2 separate regions of the Mus musculus genome follow, and region 2 is linked to region 1. A link is a loop called in an ENCODE intact Hi-C map of the cell type or tissue named here. Cell type or tissue: left cerebral cortex. All regions are shown on one strand. Links, peaks and the distances in the headings refer to the core of each region. The heading gives the core; the rest is flanking DNA.

The links. Hi-C counts contacts between places; a loop is a spot of excess contacts. Peaks named below come from ENCODE experiments on the same cell type or tissue, not always from the same donor. Only the 100,000 strongest peaks of a DNase experiment are listed, where the experiment ranks them.
Region 2: it touches region 1 in a loop (5-fold over the local background); 18 of 42 quality-filtered maps call a loop at or near these places.

The regions. Positions count from the first base shown.
Region 1 is chr17:36,907,904-36,923,809 of GRCm38, reverse strand. Trim31 (tripartite motif-containing 31) reads right to left here. Exons shown (of 8, transcript NM_146077.2): 8 at 13,593-14,619. The coding sequence ends at 14,093. 1700031A10Rik (RIKEN cDNA 1700031A10 gene) reads right to left here and starts at 18. Exons shown (of 3, transcript NR_045439.1): 1 at 1-18. In left cerebral cortex, for the core only: CTCF peaks have their summits at 8,600 (motif pointing left) and 9,507 (motif pointing right); DNase peaks (open chromatin) are centred at 8,569 and 9,519.
Region 2 is chr17:36,989,066-37,004,971 of GRCm38, reverse strand. H2-M5 (histocompatibility 2, M region locus 5) reads left to right here and starts at 15,439. Exons shown (of 6, transcript NM_001115075.2): 1 at 15,439-15,543; 2 at 15,768-15,906. The coding sequence starts at 15,468. It overlaps Zfp57 (zinc finger protein 57), which reads right to left and starts at 2,447. Exons shown (of 5, transcript NM_001013745.2): 1 at 2,195-2,447; 2 at 1,657-1,686; 3 at 69-175. The coding sequence starts at 86. In left cerebral cortex, for the core only: a CTCF peak has its summit at 7,768 (motif pointing right); DNase peaks (open chromatin) are centred at 7,778 and 9,390; H3K27ac peaks cover 420 bases.

The DNA.
Region 1 (15,906 bases), core at 6,520-11,519:
AGGGACCGACCCCACTTCCAGGTTTGAAAACTTACCAAACCCACCAATCCCTGAGCTCAAAATCCCACCAATCCCTGGGCTTGGCTTGAAATCTCACCAATCTCCACCCCGAATTTCTCTGCCCAGGAAGTCTGGCTCCTGCTCCATTCCGTACCCTGACAGTGACAACCAACCTCTTGTAGCTCTCAATAAATCTTTGTGAGGTTTGTTGTGTGGTGTATCTTGGCTCCTGACTGCCTTTCCCTTTAGAGCTGCAACATGTACATGGGGGGGGGGCTCCCCCTCAGAGCTGCAGCATTTCCATTGTGGTAGCCCTCCCCCTAGAGCTACAACATCTCCATCTTTTCCCTCAGAGCAGTAACACTTAAAGTGTTGGCACACACTGTAATCACAGCACTTGGAAGTCGGGGACAGGGAAAATCAGGAGTTCCAGGGCACCCTGAGCTACGTGAGAACCAGACTAAAGAAAAAAAAAAATCAGCTAGAGTGAGATGGCTCGGTGGTGAAGAGAGCATACTGCTCTTGCAGAGAACTTCTGTTTGGTTCCCAGTATCCACATCAGGCAGTTTATAACCACCCATAGCTGCGCCATGAATTTTGATGCTTTTTGGCCTCTGCAGGTACCTGTACTCACGATTACACGCCCACACAGACATACACAGACACATAATTAAAAACAAACCTTAAAAATAAAACTTGTTGGGATAAACAATGTACTTCGTAATGCAGCTCATGGTTTCGTTTACAGAATTGCTTATGAGAAATAAGTAAAGGGGATCATTGAAACGGTTTGCTGGAGTATAGGCATTTGGAACCGGATGACCTGAGTCTGATTCCCAGAATCCACATGGTGGAAGGAGGAAACTGACTCCTCAGAGGTGTCCTCTGACCCCTGTGCAAGCACAGTGGTATGCAATTGAACTGCCACATACCTAAGTAAATAAATACCTGTAAAAACTAGTAAAAGGGAAATGAGTGAATTACATCATTTTTAAAACTTAATTTTAAAACTTTGCTTGACCTTTGGACCTGGTTGAAAATTATATCCTTTGAGCAATGTAACTTCAAAAGCCACAAAATCATGCATACAGCCATTGTTCAGACAGCTAGGCGTGTCTCTTAATGGCTGCACTTAAAATCTAAAGCATTACTCTTTCTTAATAAATCCCAGCCCTGCTTCATGCTGGCTCATCATCAAATTCTTTTTTGTGGTGTGATCAAGATCCCAGCTTCACATTCACGAAGGCCCTTAAGAGGGGACCTCCACAGGGTACAGGTTATACAGGGAGGCCCTTGACAAAATGAATTGGGAACAGGGAATCAAGAACAGACCTGGGCAGGGGAACTAGGTCACTTCAGGTCTTACAATGTCTGTGGGAATTCTGGGCATTGTGTTCCTCATGGAGCCCAGCACTTGACTCTCTTCTCTTGATGGTGATACCAGTTTCTTCTGGGCTTCCTCAAGAGCAGGAGGGCTCCTGTTCTCTCACTCCTATCTCCTTTGGAGCTTGCCTACTTAATCTCGACCATACTTGTTCCCCTTCGAGTGTAACTGCCTATCCGACAGGGATGGATATACTTCAGAGAGACACTCTTAAGCTTTCAGACTACGAAAAGGATGGACCCCAAGAATCTCTTACTGGAGAAAACGAAGTCTGAAGTCACGGGGAAGAAGAGTAAGTTGTCTCCTACAAATTACTGACAACTTGTCAGATGACCTTGCCTGGGAGACTTGGAGCTGAGACAGCAGTGGTCTGGGGACCACATTCTGAATGGGTAGCTTAGTTACACAGATCTCTTGCTTTCTGATTAAACACCATGTCAGGAACGAACCTGGAGGTGGATGGGCTTAAGGAGGTGACTGGATCTCTGCCTCTCTTTCCAAGATAGCCAAAGTGAATAAATCTACTTTTTCTATTTTCTGGTCTTAATTTGGCTCTTTTAATTGGCTTATTGAAGAAGGGAAGTTGAACCTGGTTTGATGGGGCACAGTCTGTGAACCCCAAGTTAAGGAGCCTCACATCCCTTTTTCTATGATGGAATGAATATTAACAGCGTACAAACCCCATCCTGATATCAGGTGCAGCAGATCTGATAAACAGGGCTGCTGTTTTGTTCTACAGCGCTCAGCTCCTTGAGTGTTGGGTCACAGAGGTGTGTCATGACGGACAGTTTCAAGATGGGTTTCACATATAAGCTTCTGGCAAGTCTGGGGTAACTTGCCATATATGGAATGTGAGGGTGTAGCGATACCTAAATCTTCCAGAAGTGGTGAGGAGAAATAGAATAATGTCTCTAGAACATATACTAAACTGCTAAGTTCAATAAACAAAGAGCCATGCAGAGGAATGGGAGACCCCTCGTTTTAATTCTCAGTCAGAACCTGATGAATGGCTGGGATATTACTCTTCAGGGAAATAGGGCTTTGAAGGAGGGACTTCCTCCCCACCAGAGGGGTATCATGGTTCATCTCTGTTCTCAACTTGGTCCGGATTTAGAGTCACCTGGGAGATTACTGAGAGACCCATGGCTATGTCTGTGAGGACATTTGCCAAAGACAAGGAATTGAGATGGGTTTCACCTTTGCCAAGTATGAGTGGCACCTCCCTATCGTGTAGGGCTCAAGACTGATAAGGGGTAGCTTGGACCAAGTGAACCAGGCAGTCAACATAGCCCTCCCTCTGCTTCCTGGCCTGCTGTGATATGAGCCGTTCCATTTCACCACCATGATGGACAGAAACTTCTGAAGCCCTGAACCAAATCAGATTTTTTGGCCTCTGCTTCTATTTTGATCGTGGAGATAATAACAGTAGACAACGCAGAGCCAGAAATGTAGCTAGGTGGATAGTGTTAGCCTAGAATGCACAAAGTCTCGAGCAGACTCCCCAGCAGGGTATGGGTTGCAGGCCTGACATCCCAGCACCCAAGAGATCAAGACAGGAAAGTTGAAACTTCAAAATCTTCCTCAGCTACTCAGGGGGTTGAAGGTTAGCCTGGTCTAGAGACCCTACCTTGAAAACAACCAGGCTATCAAGATGGCTTAGTGGTTAAAGGCCACCATCTTGACTACCTGAGCTTGATCAAAATGGGTAAAGACGGAGAGCTCAGGGTACTGGCAGACCAAGTTCCTGTTACCAGCAAGGAGGCTGAAATTCACCACTGCAGCCCTGATGATTTGCCTGGACTTTCAGACAGTCCAGGGGGTGGTGCTGGAAGAGTTGTTTGCCTGTCTGCGCCTACATATCCCCAACCCAAGGTTGTCCCTTCAACTGGCAAGTCAGGGCCACTTATGTAATCGCCACGCCTTGCGGGTAACTTGGGGAACTGGACAGAGGAGCCCGGCCTGGGCTGACTGAATCTCCTGGAATCCGTGGGCGGATACAGAGAGGGCCTCGGCACAGACACGCGCCTGGCAGCTGCGTGAGGTCCGCCAGCCACACCCCGTACAGCCCAGCCACCGACCTAACCTGCCTGCCATTAGCCCGCCCCTTAGAGCCAGCCTAAGGGAATCTATGCAGAAGGAGGCATTGCATCCTGTGCTTTTGGAGTCCCTCCCCAGCCACCTTGATTTGCAGGTGGTTAAAGGTCAGTGGTAGAATCATGCCATGTTGGGGGGGGGGGGGGCGGTGTCACCTAGAAATCAGGGCAGTTTTAAATTTAGTTCCCAGATCCACATGGCAAGCTAGAAATAATGCAGGCTTTTGAGGTGACTGTGAGATTTCAGGGGAGAAAGCACACAGTTTTGGGAGAGTCATTGGGTTCTAATATGAGAAGGGTAGGCAGGTAGGTTTTGCATTTAAAAATGAACCAATTAGTCCAAGATATTACACATGAAAATCAAACTTTGCTGATAGCCAAAATTGTACCAGCATCTCTGAAAAGATGTCTGGGTTCTGGCTCAGGTTCAATTTCAAATATTGGCTCTGGGAAACTGAGTGTGTGTGTGTGTGTATGTACATGCACATATGCACATGTGCATGAATTTCCATTATGGAAAATTTCAAAGCTTCTCCATACACATAGACAGATATTTTCCTCAACAACACATGGGATCTTCTCCAAAATGGATCGCATAATAGAAATAATTTTCTATTTTCAAGGGGAAAATGTAGTATATGTTTATGTTGATTTTCCTATTTAAGTTTAGGGTTATTATTATGCATAATTTCTCTTCTTTCATGTAATATTTGTTAGGAAAAAATCTCTAATCTTTTAGCTTGAGAATCCTGGGTTTTGTTTTGCTTAATTTTTGTTGTTGTTTTGTTTTGTCGAAACAGGGCTTCTCTCTGTAGCCCTGGCTGTCCTGGGACTAGTTCTATAGACCAGAGTGGCCTCAAACTCAGAGATTCACCTGCCTCTGCTTCTCAAGTGCTGGGATTAAAGGCGTGTGCCACCATGGCCTGGAGAATCCTGGTTCTTAGTGACAGTAAAAACTCCTTATGTGGCTTAAAGACATGGTTCAGCAGTTAAAGACACTTGGTGCTCTTGAAAAGGATCCTGGTTCCATTCCCAGCAGTCACAGGAGAGCTGACATCCTCTTCTGGTCTCCGAAGGTACCTTGCAATGCACATACATTCATGGAGAAACTCATACACACATTAAAAAAATCATCATTTGTTTTGTCCTACCATATGTATGTGCATCAGGCATAATGATCTGTAAGAACAGTTCTAAGAGCCAGCAAGGTGGTACAGCAGGTAAAGACACCTGCCATCAATTTAATAATCTGAGTTCAATCCCTGCTCCTCTGACCTCTACACCTGTGCCATGGCTTACACATATACACACAATAATAGTTTTTTAAAAGAACCATACTAACATTACTATTGTGATTGAAAAGTTAAAAATTGCAATTGCTTTTATTCATATCCCATTGAGGATATAGCATCAGGTCTCTACCTTTTTAAGTGACTTTTTCGTTATTTGGTGTTTTTGTTGTTGCTATGAGATGGAGTCTCACTTTGCTGCAAGACCAGTCTTGAACATGTAGGTTTAGTTATATTCCCTTCTCAATCTATATATGTAGCTGGGAATGCAGATTCTCAAAGAACTAGCTAAAGTAATTTTAAAATAACTTCCCTCTGGTATGAAAGTGGCCAATCACCCAGATAGGCTAATTTTGTCTCGTGTGTCTACCCATGAGGCAGCCCCCTTCTTGTCTTATTTAATTATTTTAATAAAATTATGTAAAATGTTTACATTAAATCAGGGCTGGAAAGATGGCTCGGCAGTTAAGAGTGCATACTGCTTTTCCAGAAGATCTGGGTTCATTTCCCATCATTTTAGTTGGGGTCTCAGGATCACCTGTAACTCCAACTCCATGGGATTCAATGTTCCTGGTGTTTGCTAGGAGCCAGCACTCATGTGCACATAACCACACTGGCACACAGACATGCAATGATTAAAAATAAGATACAATATAAACTTAAAACTATTTACAAGAAATCAAAGTTTAAAACACCAAAGAAGATACATAGAGAAACGATGAATTTCTATCCTTTCTGCGTAGTTTAGTATTTCCTATAGGTAACTTACTAGGTTTTGGTGTATCCTTTTACTTACAAAAGAGGCTTCTACTTAAAGGATGGGAGGGATGTACCTCTGGTTGTAGAGTGATTTTGTAATATGCACAAAACCCTGGGTTTGGATTCTGCACATCTGTAATTCCAGCCATCCAGAAGGATTGACTCTAGCCATGAACTAAGCGCAAGGCCAACCTAAGCTACAAGAGACACAAACAGCATGCCAACGTATATTGCTCTTCTTGTGTGAAAGGTGTAAAATGCTTGTCTGTTTCCGTGCCTCCTTTTAAAATTATCTTTAGAGTTGCCTCTTAGGTGTATTTAATCTGACATTCAACAACAACAACGACAGTAATAATAAACTTAACTAAGCACATTATGGGATTTGAGGAGAGGGGGTTTTAAACTCAATTTTCTGTTTCTCCAGGGTAAATGTTGTAGGTGACAACAGTACTTTTCGATGTTAAGAAGTTGCACATCCCTGAGGATGTCAGCACACCCAGAGCTATTTGGTGCTACATTGTAACCTTTGCTCATCTGCAAACTAGCTTTAGCATCTGCCAGGTTGTCACACAGCCTTGAAGGTTTTCAGGTCTCAGGAAAAGATAGGGTCCAGATTGACCAATACCACATACCCAGAGTCATGGGGGGGGGGCTGCTGGGAAACAGGGCAGAAAAAGAAAGGGAAAAGACAGCTGAGGTGCAGCCAGATGTCCAATGGCATTCATGTCTTCTTCACCCATAGCCTATAGAAGTTTGACTGCTTCCAGTCATGTCCAAAGAATTCTGAAGCACCAGAGTTGAGAACCTGTGTTTAGAGTTGGGTGTCCTGGTGCATGACTTTAACCTGAGATCTTGGAAGGCAGAGGCAGGGGGAATCTCTGTAAATTTGAGGCCATCCTGGCCTACATAGCAAGCTCCAGGACAGCCACAACTACTTGTAGTGTTTCTCAACTTTCCTAATGCTGTGTCCCATTAATACAGTTCCTCATGTTGTGGTGACCCCAAGCATAAAATTATTTCATTGCTTCTTAATAACTCTAATTTTGCTACTGTTATGAATCATAATAGAAATATCTGATACTCAGGATATCTGACATTTGACTTCCAAAGGGGTTTCAACTCGCAGGTTGAGAAGTGCTGCCTTAGCCTCTGACTCTTAGGTTTGTTTGTTTTTAATGTTTTTTAAAAGAAGCAATAGACATAGTGGTGCAAGCCCAGGCCTCAGGAGGCAGAGGCAGGTGAAATACCTTTGACTTCAAGGCCAGTCTGGTCTACATATCCAGTACCAGGACAGCCAAAATTATTTAATAGAGACACACTCTGTCTTAAAAAAGGAAACAAAGAAAAAAAAGAAAAGAAAAGAAAAGAAAAGAAAAGAAAAGAAGACAACGAAGATGGAGACAGAGACAAACTTGGTGTTCAGCCTTTGGGGCATTCAGGTATAGTTTTCTTTTGGCCTCAAGTGAAGAGAAAAAACATCAGACCTTTGTTAGGTCAATCCTAGGACCAAACTTCACCACCGGCAGCACATCCCATCATAAGGAAAGGATGGAGGGTGTGGCAAGGAACCAACTCTGTGGACTCAGGGTGATCTGGGTACTGGATACTGGAAAAAGGAGGAAATGGCCTTATTAAAGACGAGTGAAAGGTGTATTTGTTCATGGTGGCATCATGAACCTTCCCGCAGTCATGAGCTACTTAGGTGTCAACTTTTCTATGACTGACTGGTAGATTTTCCCAGGGATAGCTGTCTGTGAGTGGCTGTCATTTGGAGCCAGAGACCTGAGCCCAGAAGCCTTTCATAGGCTTCACTTTCAGATGGCTACATCTGAGACCACGCCTACCACGTAGGTCCTGCTTACTCTTCTTCCCTAAGACCACCAGAGCTCCGACTCCCAAACCCTGTGACCAAAGGAGCTACCAGGAAACCCCAGCAGGTGGGGCAAGAGCAAGAACCCGGAGTCTAAACATTTCCCTGAATCCCCCTGACCGACTGGAGTCTTTAGGTTGTGAGAAAAGATAAAGTCTGGAAGGGCAGAGGCTACATCCAGGGCTAATAGGGACTGTAGGAATATAAAGAAAAGGGACAGTGTTAATCCCAAAGATGGGGAGGAGAAAGACCACTACCCAAATTATCATAGCCGAGTTAATTAAAGCAAGGAATTAATTAAAGCAAGCTGTTTTGTTCGTGTACATGGGCTGCCTGCCCTTTAGGCAGGGTTTTTAGTGCTCAGTAGTGGATATGAGGAAGACAAGGCTCAGAGATAGGGTATTTCCAGTAGGTTGGATTATAGGAGCAGAACACCAACACAAGTTATTTCCCCTCTCCTCCCAAAACAAAGACATGATTTTAGGGTGGGCACAGCAAGGTAGTCTTGACAACAGTCAGACATAACAAGGTAGTCATAGGTGGTTACATAACTTTCTGGAACAAAGGTATGGTTGCAAGATTGTTATAAATAACTTTTTAAAACAAACACAGGATTGGCGTCCTAGAACAGGCAGTACAAAGCCATTTTCAGTTAAGGTTACAGGTGAGACATGGCCCCATCCTTGAGAAGCCAAGGTTTAATCAAAAACAGGAATGAACCTAGTTTTCTTTACCATAAAATGTCTTTATGCCTAAGATAGAGGCAGGCTGGATGGATCTTCAACAACCCCAGCCCTCCACCCCAAGTTGTTAGTATTCTCCCTTTCTGTGTTGTAGCTGGGCATGTGAGAGGGCAGTTTGTTTTCTGTCATCGTTGTTGTTGTTGTTCTTTGGGTGTTTTCTTTTTGTTTGTTTGTTTGTTTCAAGTCACAACCCAAATCCCATGGAAGTATTGCCCCTCCCCCAGTCTTAAAGTTTTGTTTCCTGAGATCGGGTCCTTGTCAGGCCAATATGGACTGAACCTGATGCATAGCTAATGATGACTTTGGACTCTTGTCCTTCTGTCGGGACCACCGAAGTGCTGGGATTCTAGATGTGGACCACCGTGATCTACCCACCCTGCCACCTTAAAATTAACCCGTGACTTTACCACTCACTGTTCTTCGAGTAGACGACAGCTCCCCCTAGTGGCAGTGGCTCAAGATGGGTGCATCGCCTCTCATCTCTGGTCATAAACATGAATGGAGGCTTGGTCTAATTTTCTAAAACAGAGTTTCTCAAACCTAAGGATGAGGGGACGGGGGTGGAATACACAGAGAAATATTCAGATATTCCTCTGCCCTGCCCCTCCCTGTGTTAAGGGTCCAGACATTGAATGACAAACAGTTCATCGAAGTTACACAGGGCTCCATCTGTCCCTTACAAAGGCTTGAGCAGCAGTGCTCCTGGCTTTGCTAAGGTTTAGAAATGTGGGCTCATTTTAGCTCCTCATTTGTTGTTTCATTTCCATCTTGGCTGCAATGCTTTGCTAGGATGGTGATGGTTGGGGTTGGGGGGCCGTGTTAGGAAGAGGTGGCAGAGCCCATGATCAGGTTTACAGGATAGGCTAGGGTTAAATTTATACATATCTTACTCTTTCCTTCAGGAACTTGAAAGTCCAGCCTGGGTTAAAAGAAAGCCTATCTCAAAAAGGAGGAAGGGGTATGGTGGCTCACACCTTAATTCCAGCACTAGGGAGGCAGAGGCAGGTGTATTTCTCTGAGTTCAAGAGCATCTTGGTATACATAATGAAGTCCAGGTAGGGCTACATACTGAGACCCTGTTAGGAATAAACAAACAAACAAACAAACAAAAAATGGAGGGGGTGCAGATGGCTCAGCAGTTTAAAAAAAAAAAAGCAAACTTGATAACCAGACTTACATTCATAAGTTCTGGTGGTGTCTAAACATCCTACAACCGGAGAGATGTCCCTCTCCTACCTGAAGTTACGGGGGGGGGGGAGGGTGTCACTATGAACAGCTGATAGCAATCTCTACATTGAAAGCCAGTTGTGGGGTTTTGATATTGGGTGTGGGATGCTCAGCTCCATAGAAAATAGCACTATGGTGTTACCACCAGGTGGCAGCACTGTGACTGCTCTAGCAGAATGGAGGTATACTAAAAACACTTGTGCCTCTCACTTTGGTCATCAGTCTATTGGCCTCAAAGACCTCTTAAGAGACCTTAGAGAATTAAAATTCCCTCAGGAATCCCAAGCTGAGGAGAGGCCAAAGCCCTGGTTCTTGCTTCCCTGGAAGAGATTTCACTTGGTTCTGACAGTTCATCAAACCACCTGGCAGCACAGAGCAGAGAAAGTTTCGCCCAGAGATGGGTTTAGCTGTGAATACCACTTGTTCTCTATTTAAACTTAAAGCTCAAGTCAGGACCCCGAGGATGGACTGTGAAGTGACTGTGTTCCTTGTTCCTCTTTCCGGTGCTTTAAGTTGTGACTGTCCCTCTGATTGGCATATTGGAGGTAGCTGAGCCTGCCTTGTTGGGACTGTCTCAGGAGGAATGGAAGACTCGGAGTCTTAGTGTTTGAGCACTCCTCTGTCTTCTTGCCACAAGAGAGGAGACCATAAGGAGGAAAGCACCAACACCCCAAATCTCAGAGGCAAGAGAGACCACCTGACTAGAGGGTCAAGACTAAATATAAAATGGATGACTGGCTTTGTTTGTCCTTTCTAAGATGAGATCTTTAGGATGCTAAGTCAAAATCTTTCAAGATTGCTGGCTTTCTGATTAAAACACAGATTAAAGATTTAATCCCTGATTTTATGCAAGTGTCAGAGAAGCCACTAAACTCGAGTGTGTGCGTGCATGTGTGTGTATGTGTGTCCGCGCGTGCACACACACAGAAGAATATTTCAGTGGCTAGGAATATTTGCTGTTCTTATAGAGGATTATGGACTAGTTTCCAGTTTCCATATGTGGCCCACAACCATCTATAGGTATGTACATGGTGTGTGCACATACATATAACAAGCAACACACTCATGTACATAAAGTAAAATAATTTAAAAAAATAAAACAAGTCTGAAAACAGCTCAGTTGGTAGAACTCTTGCTCATCATTAGTGAACACCTCAGTTTGAGCCCCAGCTCTGTATAAAACTGGACTTATGTCACAAGCCTGTAGTTCCAGGAGTTCACAGGCAGAGGCAGGAGGATCTGAAGTTCAGGGTCATCTGTTTTGTGTAGTTTTATGCCATGTTATCCTTCAGGAATGGGCTGTGGCTACCCAGCTTCCCTTGAATCCATGGGTAAAAGACGTACATACACACAGTTGTTTATTTTCAACTTGCCTTCTTGGCACAATTGTCGGGGACACTACTCTCTCCCACCTGGAAAACATGCTCTTATCATTACTCTTAGTTCTGTACCTTCCCCGCCTGTCCTAAATTTTAGTGGGTAGTCATATCTATTCCCTGCTTAAACGACCCTGACCACCACCTGTAGGAGAAGCTTATGTATGTGGCCACTCATCTTTGAGATCTCACATGGCTCTTCAACCCTTCTCCATCAGAAGCAGTGTGAAACTGTTTCTCCTTTCTTGGGTCTCCCTTTTCCTCCAGGGACCTCCTGGAAGTCCCGCCTGTACCTTCTGCCTAGCAATTGTCCCGTGACTCTCTTTAATGATAGACCAATTGGGGAACAGGACCTTAGCATCAGAGCTGCCCCTACAGTCATCTTTAGCTACATACTAATTTCCATGAAACTTGGGCTATATTGGAACATTTAATACAGTATGCTTATTTCCAGAAGGCTTCTCAACTTAAAATCTGCCCTTACATCCAACCTCTTGGACATACCAAAACGACGATGAAAACCAACGACTCCCCAGTCACCTGCCCCCAGATGCTGGGAAGGTGTTGGCTAGTGTTACAGTGCATATCATCTTTGCATTAGATTTATTTTTATTATTTCTACTCAGGAGTGTCTTTTAATACCTGGAAAGGGTAAAACATAATTTACAGGCTTGTGCTTTGAGTTCTCAGACAGTGTGGATTTCCTTACAATTCTGAGGTGGGTGGAGGAGCCGAATAGCACCCATGCTCCACTGACAGAGCAGCTGGAGCTCAGAATAAGCTCAGCCCAGTCCAGCTCCTCCTGCCCCCTTTTCAGATGATTGCCTGGCCACCATGTCACCAGGACTTTGTCCTGTTCCAAATTCCAGTTTCAGCGTGGCAGGGAGCTCTAGTGGCCTGAAGATTTTGCTTCCTGGGAGCAGTGATGAAGTGTCTCTTACCCTGAAGACCTCAATCATTTGTTTGCCTTGTGGATGCCTTTAGTCAGGGAACTCTGGAGGCAGAGGGAGGAGTGACTCTGGGAATTTGAGGTCAAGCCTGATCTACTTTGTGGGTTCCAGGAGAGCTAACTCTACTTAAGAGATCTAATTAAGAAATAGAGATATCATATATTCACTTTGTGCTTTTCTTATGTTAGAAATAATGACTACATAACTCTGTCTACTCTGGAAATAACACATATTCAACATATTAAATAAATAGTATCTTGGAGAAAAACAGTATCCAATATGGCAGATCATTTCTACACATATATTTACAGCATGTAGTTATAGAAAAAAAATACAGCTTTCATTTCAGTTGTCTTCAAAGTGGGTAAGAAGACTCACAGTGATAAAAACAATTTTCAATAAAAATAATAGGGCTGGCGAGATGGCTCAGCGGTTAAGAGCACTGACTGCTCTTCCGAAGGTCCTGAGTTCAAATCCCAGCAACCACATGGTGGCTCACAACCATCTGTAATGGGATCTGATGCACTCTTCTGGTGTGTCTGAAAACAGCTACAGTGTACTTACATAGAATAAATAAATAAATATTAAAAAATAATAATAAAGAATAGTCAGAATCAGCCAGGTAGTGATGGAGTATGCCTTTAATCCCAACACTTGGGAGGCAGAGGCAGGTAGATCTCTTGATTCAAGGCCAGCCTTATTTACAGAGTGAGTTCCAGGATGACTGTTTATGATCCCAAGAAAATGCCTTTAAGATATTTAAAGAACAGCAGTCAAAAGAGACAATTGTCTGGAAAACTGGCAGGCAGCTTCCAAGTAGCTGAAAGCAACTATTTTGACCCAGTCTGACACCTGAACAGTTACTCTCAACTTGAGGCCTACAACACTGTAAGAAAGAAAACATTCTTAGGTTGTTGTATTTAAACAAATCAGAAAATGCAGCCAGAGCAGAAAATACAATGTTAACAGCGTAGGTTATGGTTGTAGAGGAACATTTGGTTTGTACATAACACAAAGGATATAATGATAACATACCTGCCAATGAGAAATTTACAGAATGTATACCTGCCTCTCCATTTTGAGTCAGAGTCTCGCTGTGTAGCTCTGTGTATTAGCTAGGATTTCATTGCTATGAACAGACATCATGACCAAGTCAACTCTTGTAACTGACAATGTTGCGGGAAATATTAAAAATGGAACCTGCCAACTCCCCGAGGGGTTGGACCATGCTCCCGTGCTCCTGCCGCCGCCACTGCCAACTCTCTGGAGCTAGCCCCTGAAGTAACTGGCTTGCTTGTCCAGTGAGCCTCTAGTTCTCTCTCCACTATAATCCTTTGTAACTGGCAGTCCCACACTCCAGTAACCAAATAGATCCACCACCCTCTAGGTTTGATAATACAAAACCCAGTAACCCAGTAAAATCAGACTCTTAAAGCTTAATTAACCATTTTTTATAGTTAACCAATTAGATTTATGTATGAATGGAATCACAATTTATAAAATGCCAATAAATAATTTCAGAGCCTATTGATAATAATAAAGCTTTAACCCAATTATTCTGACCTTTTGATAACACCACATCAGCTTCCATTCTCCTTCTCCGTTCTCCTGAGACCTCTCTGTCTCTGCAACTACTCGCTCTGCCTCCCTTTTCCCTGTCCAATCACATGCCTTGCCTGCACTAATGTAATTGGACAGGGAAAATCCTGCAACACTCCCCCACTACAGAAATGTAAAATACATTAAAAATTTTATTGTAAAACGTAGTATGCTATATGTGTGGTTCCCTTGACAATCATTTAACCTATTCCAGTGGTAACCAGCCTTAGGCTGGAGGGACAGATGAGGCTAAGAATATAGATATACCTAACCCAAAATTAGAAATTTAAATCAACATGGAGGGTGGTTTACAATTTTGCTTTTAATTAGAAGACAGAGCTGTTGAGGATGACAAAGTTGCTTTGAAATGTCAAAAGGTTTTATTCTTGATTGTAGATTGTCCAAATCTACAAACGGGGCATTGGCACAGAACTGGCCGACTCTGTACAACCTCTGGTTCTCAGATCTCAGGAAAGGATGAGTCACAAGAGTTTCAGGTAATACAGTAGAGAAAGCAGCAGCCAATGTGTTGGACAGCGCCTTGCACCCCTGTGTCAGCAGGGTGCAGCCAGAAGCTTTTCTGAGGTCCTGCTACCAAGTGCAGCACTGAAAAACCTCGTGTATAGTCTTTGGGGGGTATTCCACTGTCTTCTCTACTTGGGGGAGACAGGGAGAGGAAACATCAGGTGATTGTGTGGCATGTAGAGTGTCAGAGTAGGGCCACACTTCACTTCTACCATTTGTCTCATCCCGTCCTGAGTGATAGGTGGGAAGAGACTGAGGAACACACAAGCGAGCAGCCCTAAGGGCTCAGGGTGATATGGCTGCAGGCAACTTGGAGCCCGAAAAGGGGGAAGACCTTCCCGTCAAAGGAAGTTTGGAAAGTATAGATGTGTTTGCTAGTGATGGCATCATAGAAGACGACCTCTCCACAGTCATGATTCACATAGACACCCACTTTCTTAAGACAGACCTGGAGGTACTCCTGGGCTTTACAATTGGTGAATGGCTGGCATCCAGAGGGCGAGATCCGCAGTGCCCATATGTAGCTCTGCGCGCTCACGGTTTGACTCTGGGCCCCTCGCGCCAACTCTGTAACCACGCCCACAATGCATGCCCCACCTGAGGGCCCCCGGATTTCTGCCTCCCACACCTGGCGGCCTGAGGAGAGGCCTGGGGAACCCCTCACACAGTGGAAAGGGTAGAATGGTCGAGGTTTTGCCTGCCTATTGGAAGCTTTTCCAGCTACAATATACAAGGTCACTTTCTTTAGATCCTGAGAAAAGGTGAGGTCTGGGTCAGCTGAGGACTTGTCCAGGGTCACAGGGACTGTGGGAAGATAAAGAAGAGGAAAGAGGTATAGCCTCAAGTCAAGTTGTCCAGTCCCCTGCTTTTGAGTTTCTCATGGAAGGAAAAATTTCTCTTTCAAATCCCAAATTTAGTCTCCAGGACTACACACACACACAGAAGTGCATACACAAACAAATGCACACACACACACACACACACACTCTACACATATACATGCATTGAGAGAAATGCATACACAGACACATACACACACCACACTGAGAGGAGTGCATACACAAACACACACATACTCTGAGAAAAATGAATACACACACACACTGAGAGAAGTCTACACACACACACTACACACACTGAGAGAAGTCTACACACACTATACACACACACTAAGAGAAACACATACACACACACTATATATATATGCAATATATATGTGTGTATATATATGTGTGTGTATATGTGTGTGTGTATATGTGTGTGTGTATATATATCTGTATATATGTATATATGCATTGAGGGAAATGCACACACACATACACACTGAAATAAATGTATACACACATTGAGAGACTTCTGATCTCCACTCTGTGGCTCTTACCTTCTTTGTGTGCAAATACACACACACACACACACACACACACACACACACACACACACACACAAATAGCCAAGAAAATAAAATGGGCAGCATCCAGAGGAGAGCAGCCTATACCTCTCCCCAGCTCTCCTCTGTAAGGAATGTGCTGACTCAGGGGCAACTAGAGGCTGGCCAGAGCTCAGGCTCACAGCCAGCTCCTCCTCCAGGAACCTAGCATGAGGGGCTCTGGCTTGTTCCAGAATTATGTTGAAGGAGCTGTTGCCTTACAAAGGATGTCTCAATGCGAAAGGGGATGGAATGGGGCATTAGATGGGCTCAGTTTTATTGATTCACTGACATTTGGGGGACAGGAAAGGAGAAAAGAGAGGTCAGTAGGACAACAGGCACTGCTGAGCCCCTGAGACAGTGGGAGGGACATGGACCAAGTAGGGGGACCACATTAGGGGAAGGTGGAGTTTAGGAAGCAGAAGAGGTGTGTGAGAAGCTTGCCCTCACTCTATGTCTATCTATTTCTAGGACCTGAAGTCTGCACAGTTACACAGTCCTCTTCCCTCACCCCCTCTCTCCTGTGGTGAGCCTTTTATTATTCTCTCTGTTCTCTTCTTATCCCTGCATCTCTCAGGGGAGCTGAGAGCAGTCATTCATGCAGGGAAGTACCTCTTCTTGGGGTCTGGTCTCTACCTTTCCCCTGCTCTATCAGAGCTGTGTAA
Region 2 (15,906 bases), core at 7,321-12,320, 80 kb before region 1:
TCTCCTTTCATGATTGACAGCTTTAGTTCCCTCAAAGCCCAGGCCATAGAATTCAGGGCTCTGATTACCTGTTTCCTAGCTGCCATTGTTTGGTAATGCCAGGCTGGTCCTAGGCGTTTGACTTCTATTCCAGACTGCTTCTAGCCACAATTTGTTGGTGCCCACTTCTAGAAATCTAAGGTTTAAGAAAAATAGATAATATCAGCAAAGGGAGAGAGTAAGGAATAAGTGCCTCCGTAGCACCCAGTTACTAGCTTCCTGCACTGTGGTAGAGCCTTCTCCGCAGTACCAAGAGAGGTAAATTGGCTCCATTTTCACAAACCTCAAGAATAAGCGTTAAGTCATCCATTCTAGGATGTGTGATCCACGGGAAAGTAAAGTTTAATTCTAGATTCAGTACCACTGAAAAGTACATACCTGAATGCGTCACATACCACTCTGAGTTTTGTCTCTTCATCCTCTGACTTGATTTCACTGGAAAGATGAGAGCTTATATCTCTTCCAGGACCAGAAATTAAAATATAGATTCTGTGATTTGAATGTGTGTGTGGTATCCTGGGGCTCAAACCTAGAAGCTTATGCCTGCTAACCAAGTGCCACTGAGCCTTATGCATACCCCTAGCTCCATGACTTCAATGTTTAATATATAGATACGATATTTCCAATGGACCTAGCCTTTGATGACCTCTTAAGCTGAAAATGTCACTAGGTCAGAAATGCAAGTAATATGCCTACCGAACAGAACCTTATAGCTTAGTAACAAAGTACACTGACAGTGTGTAGTTTCCTTTCCTGATCTACTAGCTGTCTGGAAAGTGTAGCCTGTGACTACTACCCAGCATAAAGGACTATCAGAGTATCTATCTATCCCTATGCACCACATAGTACTAGTCTAGGGACGAGTTAAATCAAACCCCAAAATAAGCTGTCTGACTATGTAAGGCCATCCCATCATTTTGGATCATTTTAAGTCTTGGCAGCGTGAGTCCAGTATCACATGTACAGCACAGTGATAACAACCCAATATCATTTAAATTCTTTGTTCACTCTGAAATTTTTTTAATTTCTATTTCTCCTCTCTAGATGCAGGGAAGCATAAAGGCACAGAGACTCGTGGCCCTTTCTTTTCCTCTCAATTCTTTTGCTACGTGAAAGTGCCAGCAAGGAACAAGGCATTCAAGGAATCGCTAGCTCTGATCCCCAAAAAAGTTGCCAGGAAAGCTGCATTCTGAGGTTGATTTTCTTCCTTCCTTCTGTCTGTCTCACCTCTCATTATTCTTCCGTTGGAAAAAAAAAAAAAAAAAAAAACATTCCAAACAGTGTCTTCCAGGACCTGTCCATACAGTTCTATGCTAGTGTCTTCCAGGACCTGTCTTTAACCATTCTCAGCAAAGACCCCTTTATCAACAAGTCTTAACAATAGCATAAAGATGCGTGGTGACCTAGACGATTACCTAAACACTAGGAAGGCTGAGACAGGATCTCCGGGAGTTCTAGGACAGCCTGGGCTACAGAAAGCATAAAACATCATCAACAACAGCAGCAGGAGCTGCTGCACATTCACACAAAGCAGGGAGTGGTCTTTAATATAGATACAGGCTGATTAAGGAGACTGACAGGTGTTGGGTACCTCCATCCACCTCCTCACTCATTTACCTCTGATTGTTCTTTCCTGGTGCAGGAGCCCTGAGAAGGCAAGAGACTAAATAAGACTTGGCTGTTGATTGGCCGGAGGTCAGGTCCCGTCCCTCCCGACTCCCACCCCCCTGGCATGGGAGATGGGCCAGGCCTGGCCTCACCCTTCCACTGGGTAAATTTCTGGAGGGACTGTGCAGACGTCTCTCAACCCTGAGTGCACTCCTCCAACTAAAGCCCATTCATTGTTTCACAAATCTGAGGAGTCAGCCCCAATAGCACAAAGGAAGCTAAGACAGGAAGATCAGGCAAACTTGCCACAATACACCCCGTCTGTCCGGCTCTCTAAAATCTGTGGCCCCGCCGCTCTCACGCACAATCTGACAAGAAATGCCCGCCGGCTTTGCCCGGTCAGCCCCGGTCCCAGACTCTAATCCCCCGAGGTTTCAGCCACGTGAGCCTTTCCACCGCGGAGCCAGGCGGCTTCTCCCACCCAGGTGTCGGGCCCTCGTGGCTCCACCGAGGGAGCGGCTCCACCCGGGTCCCCGCACGCTCTCACCGCGCTCGACAGCCCTACTTGAGGCTCGGCAGTCCTGCCGTTCCCAGCGCTCGGCTTCTGAGCCGTAGCCTCGGACCACAGCCACACAAAGGGCTGGGCGCGCGTTCCAGCCTCGACCAGAACGCAGCGGCGTGAAACCCAGGAAGGGGCCCTTGCCAGAAGTCAGGAATCCGCTACTTTGTCCCTCTGCTTCCGTTCTGCTCCGTCCGCAGGTAACACATCTCAAGTGGCTGTCTGCCAAGGTCAGAAATTTAGATCTGAAGAAGCCCAATGCCTGAATGCCACGCCTTCTCGTCCCGCCTACTGTTGGTCTTCACTGGTCTCAGCTGCGCTAGGAAATTCCATTTCCTAAGATAAGTATTTACTCCTGGGGTGGGGAATGGGAGTGGGGGATGGGGGTAGGGGGTGGTGGGAGGGACGGGTGACTCAATTTCCGTAATTCCTTGTACTAGGCAGCTGAAAGTGAGTTCCACGCCTGCCTGGGCTACACAGTAAAACACACACACACACACACACACACACACACACACACACACACACACACACACACACACACACACACACACAAATAAAATAAGGTAAGACTAAAGAAAAACTGGAACACTTCGCAGACAAGTAAAGTGGGCCGTGGAGCAACATCTTAGCTAAAGTAAAATCCAAGAAAGCACAGGAGACTTAGACTATAGTTACAGGATAGCTCAGTAGTTAGAGAGGATTCCAGGACACCTAGCACAGAGAGACCTGTAACCAGGGAACCCCACACTCTTCGTTTGGTACCATCCCATATGTGGCATTCACTCATACAGACTCAGGACAATAAAAATAATGATTAAAAAAAAAAAGATACAGACACTTCACAGGTATCACATCACGGTCAAGTCGTATTAGTGTTTCACATACCAAATTCACTTCAGTCTCTCTCTGTAATCCTTTCTTTTGTTTGTTTGGATTTGTTTTTAATAAGTTCCATTGGAATTATAACACTTAACCCAGGTCTCAGGCAGCCAAAGCACAAACATAGTTGGGGAGGGTGATAGGAAAGTATAGAAGGTACTAGGTTGCTGGGTGGTGGTGGCGCTCGCCTTTAATCCCAGCACTTGGGAGGCAGAGGCAGGCAGATTTCTGAGTTCAAGGCCAGCCTGGTCTACAAAGTGAGTTCCAGGACAGCCAGGGCTATACAGAGAAACCCTGTCTCGAAAAACCAAAAAAAAAAAAAAAAGAAGAAGAAGAAGGATTGAAGCAATCCATATGTAACAGGCCTGTAGTGAGGTAAAAGAACAAACAAACAAACAAAAACCACGCTTTCCGTCAATAATGAACTGTTTCTCACCCTGACTTCAAATTACCTTATTTACAAAACTGAGCAACCATAATTAGCTGATTTAGGTTCTTCAACTTTAAATAAATAAATAATTTATTTATTTATTATTTACTTACTTTCTTAGAGACAGCTCTTCCTAGGAACTCACTATGGAGCCATGCTGACCTTGAATTCAAGACCCCCTCGACTCAGTGATTGAGTGTATACTGGCTTCTGGTCCTTAATTCTTGAGGTGGAAACACCATGTTGGCCAGCAGGTAGCCCCAGCACACAGTCAAACACTATAGGACAAATGAAACCCTTACAAAGGTTGGTTCAACATTTTATGCTGGCCACTAGGCTGTTTCCAGCTGATGTTTGATGTGCTAAGAACCTCTTGAGAAAGCCCAGGCACATTCTAGCCCACTGCACTCCACCTTTATCTAGCTCAGCATCCTTCTTCCCGTGCTTCGCTGATGTCTAAGAAATGCTTCTGTCTATAAATCTTTAGTTAACTACACTCGTCCGCATAGCACTGGGTTTGTCGCCTCGCCTCTTCAGTTTCAGCACCTCTACGCTAGGTGAAAACTTGATTTAAAGAATGTAGAAAAAATTATCAACTACTAAAGAGAACATCTCTCATGTGTGGTAGTACATGCCTGTCATCCTAGCACTTGAAAGATGGATGAAGGGGGGATCAAAGTTCTCAGCCACATAGTGAGTGAGTTCAAGGCTAGCCTGGGCTACTTGAGACTCTATCTTAACTAGGAAACCATTAGATGTGTGTCATTGATTCCCTGCCAGAGTTTGGGTTCACATTATATAGAGAGAGATCTGAATAGGGAGCCAGACATAGTCATACACAATTCTAATCCCAGCACTTAAAGGGCTAAGACAAGAAAATAGCAAACTTTAAGTAAGGATCATCCTGGGCTACGTAATCAGTCTCAGGCTAGCTTAGACTATGAGACCCTGTCTGAACAATCAACTTGATGAACTTGAGAGATTGGTAAAGCATCTCTCTCTCTCTCTCTCTCTCTCTCTCTCTCTCTCTGTGTGTGTGTGTGTGTGTGTGTGTGTGTGTGTGTAGGTACTCCTAGAAACAATTATGTCATAAAGTTTCCAACCTCATGAATAGTTTAATTCATTTGTGGATTTAAAGTTTGAATAGACTAATCCAATGGGAGGTTGTAAAGCTGTGGAAGCTAGGACTTAGTTGGAGGAAGTAGGCCACTGGAAGATGTATCTGGAGACTAAATCTTGCCTTGGCTGCTTCCTGTTACTGCTCCACTATTTCCTGTGCTTTCCCATACGACACCCTCCATGACATGAGTGAGTAAAACATCCAAAACTGTAAACAAAATAGATATTTTGTCCAGGAGGAAAGAGATCAGGCCAGAGAATGGAGAGAAAAGGACGGGAGAGGAAAGGAGGAGAAGGAAGGAGAGGAGCTGCTTGTGGCTAGATTCATGCTCGTAGAACAAAATCAGTCCAGGGGCCATGATGATTTCCTGAAGACATTGTCTTTTAGCAGGATGTTGGTAATTGCCCTGGGTATAGTTTTCAGTGTTTGTGGGTTTTTTTTTCTTGTTTTCCTGTATTAAATCAAACAAACGACACGACGGTGAACAAAAACCACCCAGCAGTGGTTAAAAGCACTTTCCACCAGGCCTGACCATCTGAGTTTGAATCCCAGAACTTGCATGGTGGAAGGCAAGAACTGACTTGCCCAAGTTGTCCTCTGACCACCATGGTGAGCAAGAACTGCAAGTCTCTGTCTGGTCTTTGTGTCTGTGCTGGATAGTTTTATATCAGCTTGGTACAAGTTAAAGTCATCTGAGAGTAGGAAACCTCAATGAAGAAAATACCTCCAGGGGGCTGGAGAGATGGCTCAGTGGTTAAGAGCACTGACTGCTCTTCCAGAGGTCCTGAGTTCAAATCCCAGCAACCACATGGTGGCTCACAACCATCTGTCATGGGATCCGATGCCCTCTGGTGTGTTTGAATGCAGCTACAGTGTGCTATAGTAGTAATAAATAAAAATAGTAGTATAATAGTAGTAATAAATAAAAAGAAAAGAAAATACCTCCATAAGATCAGGTTATAGGCAAGCCTGTATGGTATTTTCTCAATTAGTGATTGATGGGAGTAGAGCCCAGCTTATTATGGGTAGTACCACCTGTAGGCTGGTGATCCTGGGTTCTACAAGAAAGCAGGCTGAGCAATCCAGGAGCAGCAAGCCAGTAAGCAGCACCCTCCATGGCCTCTGCATCAGCTCCTGCCTCCACGTTTCTGCCCGATTTGACTCCTGTCCCGTCTTCCTTTGATGATGAACAGTGAGTGATATGAAGTGTGAGGAAAATGAACCCTTTCCTCCCCAACTTGCTTTTTGGTCATGGTGTTTCATCAAAACAATAGAAACGTTAAGGAACACCTGTAGGTATTTACCAACCCCTAAGCAAATTACTGCAGCCCCAGTGGCTCTAGTATTGACAGTATTCAGATCAGGAGGCAAGCATGGAAGGACTGAGATCCAAATTCTGAATATAGTTGGCAATGTACTCAGTGTAGAATGTTTGGCTAACATACAGAAAGCCCTGGGTTTCATCCCCTGTATCATAAACAAACAAAAATCTGAACACAAACTCTATCCAAACTCCAGGCTGACTACTAAAGTAAGTACTCATGAGATGTAGAGAAACCGGACCATGAAGGAAGTCTGTCCCTATCCTGGTGCAGACACTATCCTGGTGGGACTTGCAAATCTGCACCTTTTTTGGGGGTGGGGGTGGGGTGTTTTGAGACAGGGTTTCTCGGTATAGCCCTGGGGCTGGCTGTCCTAGAACTCACTTTGTAGACCAGCACCTTTCTATTCACCTCCCCACCCCCAATCAACACACCTATAAGCAGAATACTTGTAATCTCAGAATTTAGGAGAGAGGATTGCAGCACACTTGGGTTACAGGGAAAGACCCTGTTTAAAATTACAAAACAAACAAAAAACCCTTAATGGCATAAATCACTAACCTCCAGAATTTTTAGCTGTTCTTAGATTTGGAAGTTTTGGAGAAATTATAGAAACTAGATGACCATGGAAAGGTGCAAAAGCTTGAGCAGAAACTGGACAAACCTTTGTTCATCACTAAGTCACACGGATGCAGAACAAACCACTTAAATATCCTGTCCCAAAATGAAGCTAGAGGGTACAGGAAAAATGGAGCCTGAATGTCAGACACTGCACACAGACACTCCGGGTACGTTAGTTAACACTCGTCTAAAGAAAAAGCCTGAGGATGTAGCTCAGTGACTGACAGGGTGTTTACTTAGCTTATGAGATTTAAGAGCTCAAGTTTGAGGCGGGGTAACATAGTGGCATCTTGTCTAAAAAAAACCCCAAAGAACCAAAAAACATACCGCCTCCAAACAAGCAAACAAAAACGAAAAAACGGAGGCAGAGGTAGGTGGATTTCTGAGTTCGTGGCCAGCCTGGTCTACAGAGTGAGTTCCAGGACAGCCAGGGCTATACAGAGAAACCCTGTCTCGAAAAAAAAGAAAAGGAAAAATGAAAAAATCTCCAGCAATCTTAAGAGAAACCTAACACACATAGTTTTTAACCTGACATGCAAGTGTACTTTCAAGCAAAATATAAACTCATACCTATACAATACAATGAAAAATTTTATGTTAAGATGTTTCGCTACCTCTTTCCCTCTCTTCCCTTTTCTCTCCGCCTCCCATAACCTGACATTTCAGAACCTAATATTTCAATGAGTCACTATCCATGTGAAAAGCAGAGCTTGAGCTAGAAGAACTTAACCCTGTCTCCAATAGGACCCATCCCAGAAGCATTAATGTCCCCACTGCTAAACTTCCGGTGGTGCATTCTTCTCGATTTCCACCCAGCATTCCTTTTGTCCTCCCTCCCAGGCTCAATTTACCTATTTTGACTTCTGTGACCTCCTTGTCGTCCCTGGACCTTGCCCTGGGTGGCTCTGGCTCCTCCCCCATCTTATTTGTGGAAAGTTCTGGGCTTGTTCCCAGGAGGAGGGAAGTTCTAGCCCAAATGGAAGCTACAAACTAGCTGTGTAGTCAAGCTGGAGACTTGTATCATGAATCAGAGTCCACCATCACTCAAAGAAGAGGACACATCTGTGTTTGCCTAGATTTGGGAAGCACTCAGACTCTGTTAGCACTTGACACTGCTTTGAGTTCTGAGTCAGGTCTCAGGAAGTTTCTGTAAGAGGTTGTAGGGTCTTCTAGCCTCAATATCACGGCCACACGAGGGCGCTGCTGCTCTGACCTCTCAGATTGTGTCTGATTGGGAATCAGTTGGAAGTGGCCTACTGAAACCTGGATGGACAAGGGTGGTTAGGAATGAGATGTTTCTGACCACCCAGATCTACGCAGTAGGTGGAAGAAAGTTAGAGCTGTTAGAAGGAATCCTGTAGTATCTCTGAGTATTCCCCTCTCCATCTGTTTGCTGTCAACACTGGAAAATGGAACAGATTGCTTTGTTGTTCCAGTTTCTGTTGGTTAGTTGTGGGGTAGAGACAGTGTATATATGCACACAGAGCAGGGGATTCAACCCAGGGAATATATTAATTAGGCAATCTATTACTGAGCCACACTCCCTGTCCCTGAAAACTATTTTCTAATCATGACCTTTTAAATTTTAGAATGTAAGGGACTGGAGAGATGGCTTAGTGTTTAAGAGCACGTACCGCTCTTGCAGAGGGCCTGAATTTAGTTCTCAGCACCCACATCAGATGGATCACAAGTCTGCAACTTCAGCTTCTCTGTAACACACACATAAATAAATCTTAAAATAAAATTTAGGATGCTTTTATTTTCCCCAGAGAAACTGCAAAGGTAATATATAGAGTCACCAGTTTCTCTGTTTAAAACATCCTACAGGGCTGGAGAGACAGCTCCATGGTCAAGAGCATATTGTCTGCTCATACAGAGGACCCAGTTCCAATTCCAACACTCACATGGTAGCTCACAGTCCTCTTATGACTTCCAAGGGCACTGCATATGTGCTTCTCATGACCTCATGCAAGCATACATATACATGCATAAAACTAAATCTCACATCACCATACATTTTATAACCCATGAAACTATATGGACACACTTATTTATACATATTTTATTTACACTCTTCAGTTGTTACTAATGTCCTTTTTTTTTCCTAGGACGTTATCCAAGGCACCACACACTCGGTCTCAGTTGATCCTTAGGGCTCCTCTGTGACAATTTCTCTGATTTTCCTAGATTTTGATAACCCTGAAACTTTTGAGGAGGACTAGCCCCACATACTGATGAATGTTATTTGACTTAAGTTTGACTGGGACCATGCATTTAAGAAGTCCAGAGAGGCAAAATGATGCCTGCACCGTGTCAAGGTTGTGCACCATGCTCTTGATTTGTCCTGGGGGAAAACCTGTAAGTGTGGCCATTGTATATTGTATAGTTAAGTGTTTTCTTAGTTTTAAAGAAACTACTGGGTATCTCCCATGTGTGGCTATACTATTTGTATCTCTGTCAGCAATGAATGGAGACTTCTGATAGTCATAATTCTTACAAGTACTTGCTATAAAATTTGTTTTCTCATTTCTGTGACCAGATGCATCACAAGAAGTGACCTGTTGGGGGAAAGTTTATTTTGGCTCTCAGTCAAAAGGTAAAGTTCACCACAGAAGGGGAGGTGTGGCTACAGGAGCAGCTAGCGGTGGTACAGGTGGAGTCTGGGTGGGTTGGAAAGTAAAGAAAAAGGAATGAAAGTGCTCAGCTGGCTTTCTCCTGTTTCCATTTTCATTCAGTCTGAGAATTAAGCCTGTTTGATAATGCCATTCACATTCTGGGTGGGTCTTCTCTTCTCAAAAAGCGCCCTTGAAGCTATGCCCAGCAGGGGGTGGTTTCTAAATCCAGACAACTCAGTAAAGAAGATTACTCATAAGGCTGGAGAGATGGCTCTGCAGTAAAGAGAACCCGCTGCCCTCCCAGAGGGCCTGGGTTCAATTCCCAGCACCCATATGACAATTCACAACTGTCTTTAACTCTAGTTTTGGGGGATCTCACACCAACCCACATAAAAGAAAATTAAGTAAATTGTTTTCAAAAAGAAGATTAATCATAAGTTCATCCCATGTGAACTTTACACCCAAACTGTCACTTTAATCCATCATATTCTGTCCTTAATCCCCACAAGGTTTCAAGTATGTCTCATAATATAAAGTGCAGATAGTAGTTGGCTCCTCTGGAAGAGCAGTAGGTGGTCTTCACACTGAGCCATATCTGTGGACCCACTATCCACAGTCGTAACAGCTGTACCATTAGGAAATCTAAATCCAAAATCTCCTCAGAAGTTCTAACTACGAACCCTGTTTAAAAATAACAACAACAAAAAAGTAGATACTCTAATAATGGTATAAAGTTAATATTTCCATTGGGGAGGGGGGCAGAAGGATGAGGAAGAGAAGAAGGAGGGAGAGGAGGAGGAAGAGGAGGAGGAGAATAGAAAAAAAGGAAAAAAATAGCAGGAAAATACTTGTATTGTGGTTTACTCCAAACCCAGCAAGCCAAACACCAACCATTACAGTTCTGTGCCCAACATCAACATCTGAGTGGCTCAGCTCCGCCGTTTGAAGCACTTGTGGCCAGTCTTTGGGTCTGGGTCAACTGTCTGCTATTTTTGTTGTTCTTGTTTTGAAATGAGTCTTGCTGGGTAGCTGGAGGTTGGCCTAGAACCTGTGATAAGGCTTCTTGCTTGGCTTCTTGCTTGACCTCCACAGTTTCAGAATTACAAGTATGAACTGTGACACCTGGGTTAGAAATCCCAGTCATGGTTTGTTTATTTACCTCAAGGGTTTTTGTTGAAAGGTTTAAACAAGTTTTTCAGTCATGTTTGTATTAGACCTTGAAGAACCTGAGTACAAACTTTTTTTTTTTTCTTTTCATTTCTTTTGTGGACAGGAACTCACTTTCTGGTATAAAGCGAAAGGCCCTGAAAAGCATAGTGGGCTGGGCTGCTTCATCTTTAAATATGGAGTGGAAGTATGAATGCAAACGAGGACATGGCTGCTGCTAGGAATGGTTGAAGAGAAGGTTTTCGGGGATTTTTTACTGTAGATGTGAGGGAGAGTTCTGCCAGATGCATCTGGAAAGGTACGTACGGACTGAACTGGACCATAAAGGGGGTGGGGGTGGGAGCAGAACAAGAAGAAAAGAGAGGGGAGGGGGCAAGAGAGGAGGAGCCATGGCCCAAGAGGCAAAGGATAACCCAGCACATGTGGCTAAAATGGCTGAGTTATATAGAAAAGAGAAGCTGGGGAAAGGGAAGCGAAGCCCAGGCCCTGGGTTGGAGAGGTTTAGGTAGGGGGCAGGGCAAGAAATGCTGGGCGGAGTCACAGGGGCTGAGATTTGCCTTGGGTTTCTTTGAGACATAAGAAAGTAGCCACACAATTCTTTAGAAATGATGTATAGGAAAACAAGAAGTAAAAATAACTTTGGAGGGGGAGGGGGAAGAAGAGGGAGAGTGCTACAATAGGGTCTCACAGTGTACCACTGGCTATCCTGAAACTCACTGTGTAAACCAGGCCTCCTGAGTGTTAGGATTAAAGGTATGTGCCACTATGCCTGGCTTGGTGAAAAAAGGGTGTATGTATGTATGTATGTATGTATGTATGTATGTTTGTTTTTCAAGACAAGGGTCTTCTGTGTAGCTCTGGCTGTTCTGAAACTCACTCTGTAGACCAGGCTGGCCTCAAACTAAGAGATTCTTCTGTCCCCTGAGTGCTGAGATTAAAAGCATTTGCTACCACTGCCCGGCAGGAAAATATATATATTTTAAGATTTATTTATTTGTTTGTTTGTTTATTTTATGTATATGAGTGCACTATATCTGTACAGATGGTTGTGAGCCTTCATGCGGTTGTCAGGTATTGAATTTAGGACCTCTGCTCACTCTGGTCAACTCCACTCACTCAGTCCCTGCTTGCTCCAACCCAAAGATTTATTTATTATTATACATAAGTACACTGTAGCTGACTTCAGATGCACCAGAAGAGGGCATCAGATCTCATTACAGGTGGTTGTGAGCCACCATGTGGTTACTGGGATTTGAACTCAGGACCTTTGGAAGAGCAGTCAGTGCTCTTACCCACTGAGCCATCTCGACAGCCCGAATTTTTTTTTTTTTTAATGAACAAAATGGAGAGATGGCTCAGGGGTTAAGAATGCTTAATTTTCTTAAGCGTTTCTAGTTCAATTCCCAGCATCCACTTTTTCCACAACCACCCGTAACCCCCATTCCAGAGAATATGGTACTTTTCTTCTGACCTCCGTGTGCATAAACACATTTATGGTGCACATAAATACATGCAGGCAAAACACTCACATATAAAATTAAGTGAATAAATCTAGTTAAAAAAAAAAACATTGCTCTTAAGAAAGCAAATCTTGCCTTTGAATTTTACAGACAGTATAGCATTACTGCTTTTGGGAGTACATGTCAAGGGTAAATACTCTTAAATATCAAGATCCTCCAGAGGTTCCTCTTCCCCTTCAGTAAGATAAAACCACATCCCCTAATGAGTTGATAATCTTAGTGGCAGCCTACAGCTGAAAGTAGAAGATTCAGAACTAGAGTTGTAGTTTTTCTCTCATCTCAGGTGAAAGAAATTGTGAATAACTGACATTTCTGATTCCCCTCGAGCTGTTGTTAGAGTCAGTAAACAACCTATTTAATTGTCTAGCTATCACAGCCAAGTTGTATCAGGCACTCTTAGCGTTGCAGGCTCTTTTTGTTCTCTGACTTCTCACCAGTGTATATTTAGAGAGAATTTTGTTATATAAATTTGATGTTACCATATAAGATCCTAAGGAAGTGGTTTTACTTCCATGTCCTCAGAGCAGACCTCACACTTCCTACTTATTGCTGTTTTGGAAAGTTATCTTGATTTAGTAGGTTAGAACAGAGCGGCACATGACAGGAAGCCTCATCTAGCTCTTGCACACAAGCTAATGGCTAATGAGGCTGGGCTCCTGCTGACCACAGTCTGATAGCCCTTCCTGAGAAGGGGAACAAACCCTCTCCTTTACAAGTCTAACATCACCTCTTACAAGATGCAGGAGAAAGAACTTTCTCTCTCTTAGCTGACGTTGGTTTTGCTTCTTCACCCTACAAAGCCAATCTTGTCAGTAAGGGAAGAAGGAAATTGAACTCAGAAATAAAATACCTTGATTGGCAGAAAACAAAACCCTGAGCGCTATAATTCTCTGAATTCCCTCAGGAAGATGTGTTCTGCTCATTTTTCTTTTAGATTCCTTCACACCCTGACTTGATATTTCTGTCTGCACTTGCATTTAGAGAGAAAAAAATTAATCTGGAGTCCAATACCTCAGGCATAAAGTGAATTTCCTTCAGGATTTTCTTCAATACTTAAGGATGTTTTAGATTCCATGGCCTTTACCCAAGGCTCCATCCTCACACAATATGCTGATAATTTCTTAACCAGATAAAACAGGGTGTCCTTATAGACATCATTCAGAAAGCTCCTGATAAACAAGGCTATGAAGCCCGGAGGTCCAAAATGCCTCTGCAAAATGCCTCCTCTAACTTAGGACGTGAGCTACTTCAGGGCACTCGACTCAAAGTGTTTTTGATTTTGTCCAAACAAGTCCCCAAAAGAAGCAGTCATTTACACTTTAGGAGCAGCTGGTTGCCACCCCCAGTTTCCACTGGTAGCCTAATGCTACCTCTCTTAGAGACCTTAACTTCTTTTGAAACACTGAAGTTAATACTGTCCATACCTTTTATTTTAAATTTAATTTCATTTTTACTTATTCACTTTACATCCTACTCACTGTCCTGCTCCCAGTCACCCCCTCCCACAATCCTTCCTCCTCCCCTTCTCCTCTGAACAGATTACAACACACACACACACACACACACACACACACAGAGTACTCCAGCACTTCAAGTTTCTTCGAGGCTAGGTGTTTCCTCTCCCACTGAGGGCAGACAAGGCAGCCCAGCTAGAACGTACCCCAACATACAGGCAACAAACAGCTTTGGGATAGACCCTGCTCCAATTGTTCAGGACCTGCATGAAGGTCAAGCTGCACATCTGGTACACATGAGCAGAGAGGGCTTAGGTCCAGCTTGTGTATGTACTTTGGTTGATGGTTCAGTCTCTGAGATCACCAAGGGTCCAGGTTAGTTGACCCTGTTGGTCTTCTTGTGGAGTTCCTAAACCCTTCAGGGCTCCATCCCTATCTCTGATCTCCAGATTATCCCATTTTGAGAAGTCTTTCAACTGTACTACCACAAAATGGGATTGCTAAAGACACTGTGGGACAGCCCTTTGCCTCACAGATACATCCAATGATACTTTTTCCATGCTGATTGGACCATCCAGAAGGCATGATGCTGAGGGAACAGGAATCTGTCTGTCTGGACCTGAAGTATATCAGTAACAAAGTTGAGTTTGTGGTCTATTTACCTTTATTATGTATACAGTATTCTGCCTGCATATATGCCTATTGGTTAGAAGGGGATATAAGTTCTCATCATAGATGGCTATGAGCCACCCTGTGGTTGCTGGGAATCAGAAGGTTCTAACTCCTCCTTCTGGCCTTCTCAGGCTCCTGCAAACAATTAGTGCACATACAAGCAAGCAGGCACACACCCACGTACACATGAAATAAGAATAAAGCCGGGCGTGGTGGCGCACGCCTTTAATCCCAGCACTTGGGAGGCAGAGGCAGATGGATTTCTGAGTTCGAGGCCAGCCTGGTCTACAGAGTGAGTTCCAGGACAGCCAGGGCTACACAGAGAAACCCTGTCTCGAAAAAACAAAAGAAAAAAAAAAGATGCAATAAGAATAAGTTTTTTCATTTTTTAGTTTTGGTTTTGGTTTTGGTTTTGGTTTTTCGAGACAGGGTTTCTCTGTGTAGCCCTGGCTGTCCTGAAACTCACTCTGTAGACCAGGCTGGCCTCGAACTCAGAAATCCATCTGCCTCTGCCTCCCAAGTGCTGGGATTAAAGTCATGGGGCCACCACTGCCCGGCAAGAATAAGTATTTTGTGTGATTCAGGCATGTATTCTCAACACTTGGGGGGGGGGGGGGAGACAGTCTTGTTACAGAGTTTGAAGCCAGCACAGTCTACATAAAAGTCTGTCTCCACCAAACAAAAACCAGAAAACAAAAGACATTTAAAAAATGAAAATATCCTTTTTATCCTGTAAGTAATCACTGTTGGATAATATGATTGTTAATAAGCCCAATTGCAATTGGGCTCCTCAGACTGGAGTCATACTAACATATCAACAGGTTAACCAGCTGCCAGGAAATATGGGAAGTAAATTTAAAAAAATGCATGAAAATATCACGAGGTCATGGATCCTAAGAAAGCATCTAAGTGACTTTGAGGGTCATAGAATATTCAATTTCCAGCAACCATATGGTAGCTCACAACCATCTGTAATGGGATCTGATGCCCTCTTCTGGTGTGTCTGAAGACAGCTACAGTGTACTCACATACATAAAAATAAATAAATACATCTTTTAAAAATATGATAAATGTGGGCGGATGTAACATGCCGTATCCCTCTGAGGTCCTCACATTTGTAAAAGCGTGCAGAGATAGATCCTGGAAACAAAATGTTAAAACACAGCTCCTGGCACCAGGTGTGGGGGGAAGAGGGTGGTAAAATTCCTGGTCTCTGATGTGACCCTCAGGTCTGCTCTTCAAGGGATGTATGGATTCCTCCGTAACCTTTGAGTTCCTTTCTCCAGCTTACCATCAGTGTCAGGTGTCAGTTGTGTGGTCCTTCTGCCTGAACTGACTGCATATCTGAATTCTGAAGAAAGCCATTAGGTCATTATGGTCTCTCCCCACACACCGCAGTGTTATAAAATCCACAGAGGAACAAAGTCTCAGTCCCTCTAGACCTTCTAAACACGGAGGATGAGAAGCCCTGCGCTCTCTACCCTCCTATCCTTGCTGCTCACCGGAGCTTTGGCCTTGACCCTGGTTCGCGCAGGTGAGTGCGGGTCAGGAGGGAAACTGCCTCGGCCAAGGAGAGTGAGGGCAGCACTGGAGAAGCCAAGAAGCCGCACAACCGAAATAGCCTCACCACTCTTCCCTCTCCTTTCTCCAATCTTCATCCTGAACCCCACGCCCTGCTCCCCTTCTGTCACCTACACCTCTACAAGTCCCGGAAAAAAAAAAAAAAAAAAAAAAAGGATTTGTGTCTTCCGTCGCCAGGCATCCATTCCTTGCAGTTTTTTGCCACCACCATGACCCAGCCTGGTTTGAGGGAGCATTCCTTCATCTTTGTCGTCTTCGTGGACGACACACAGTTCCTGTGCTACAACAATAAGGGGAAAAATCAGAGAATGGAGCC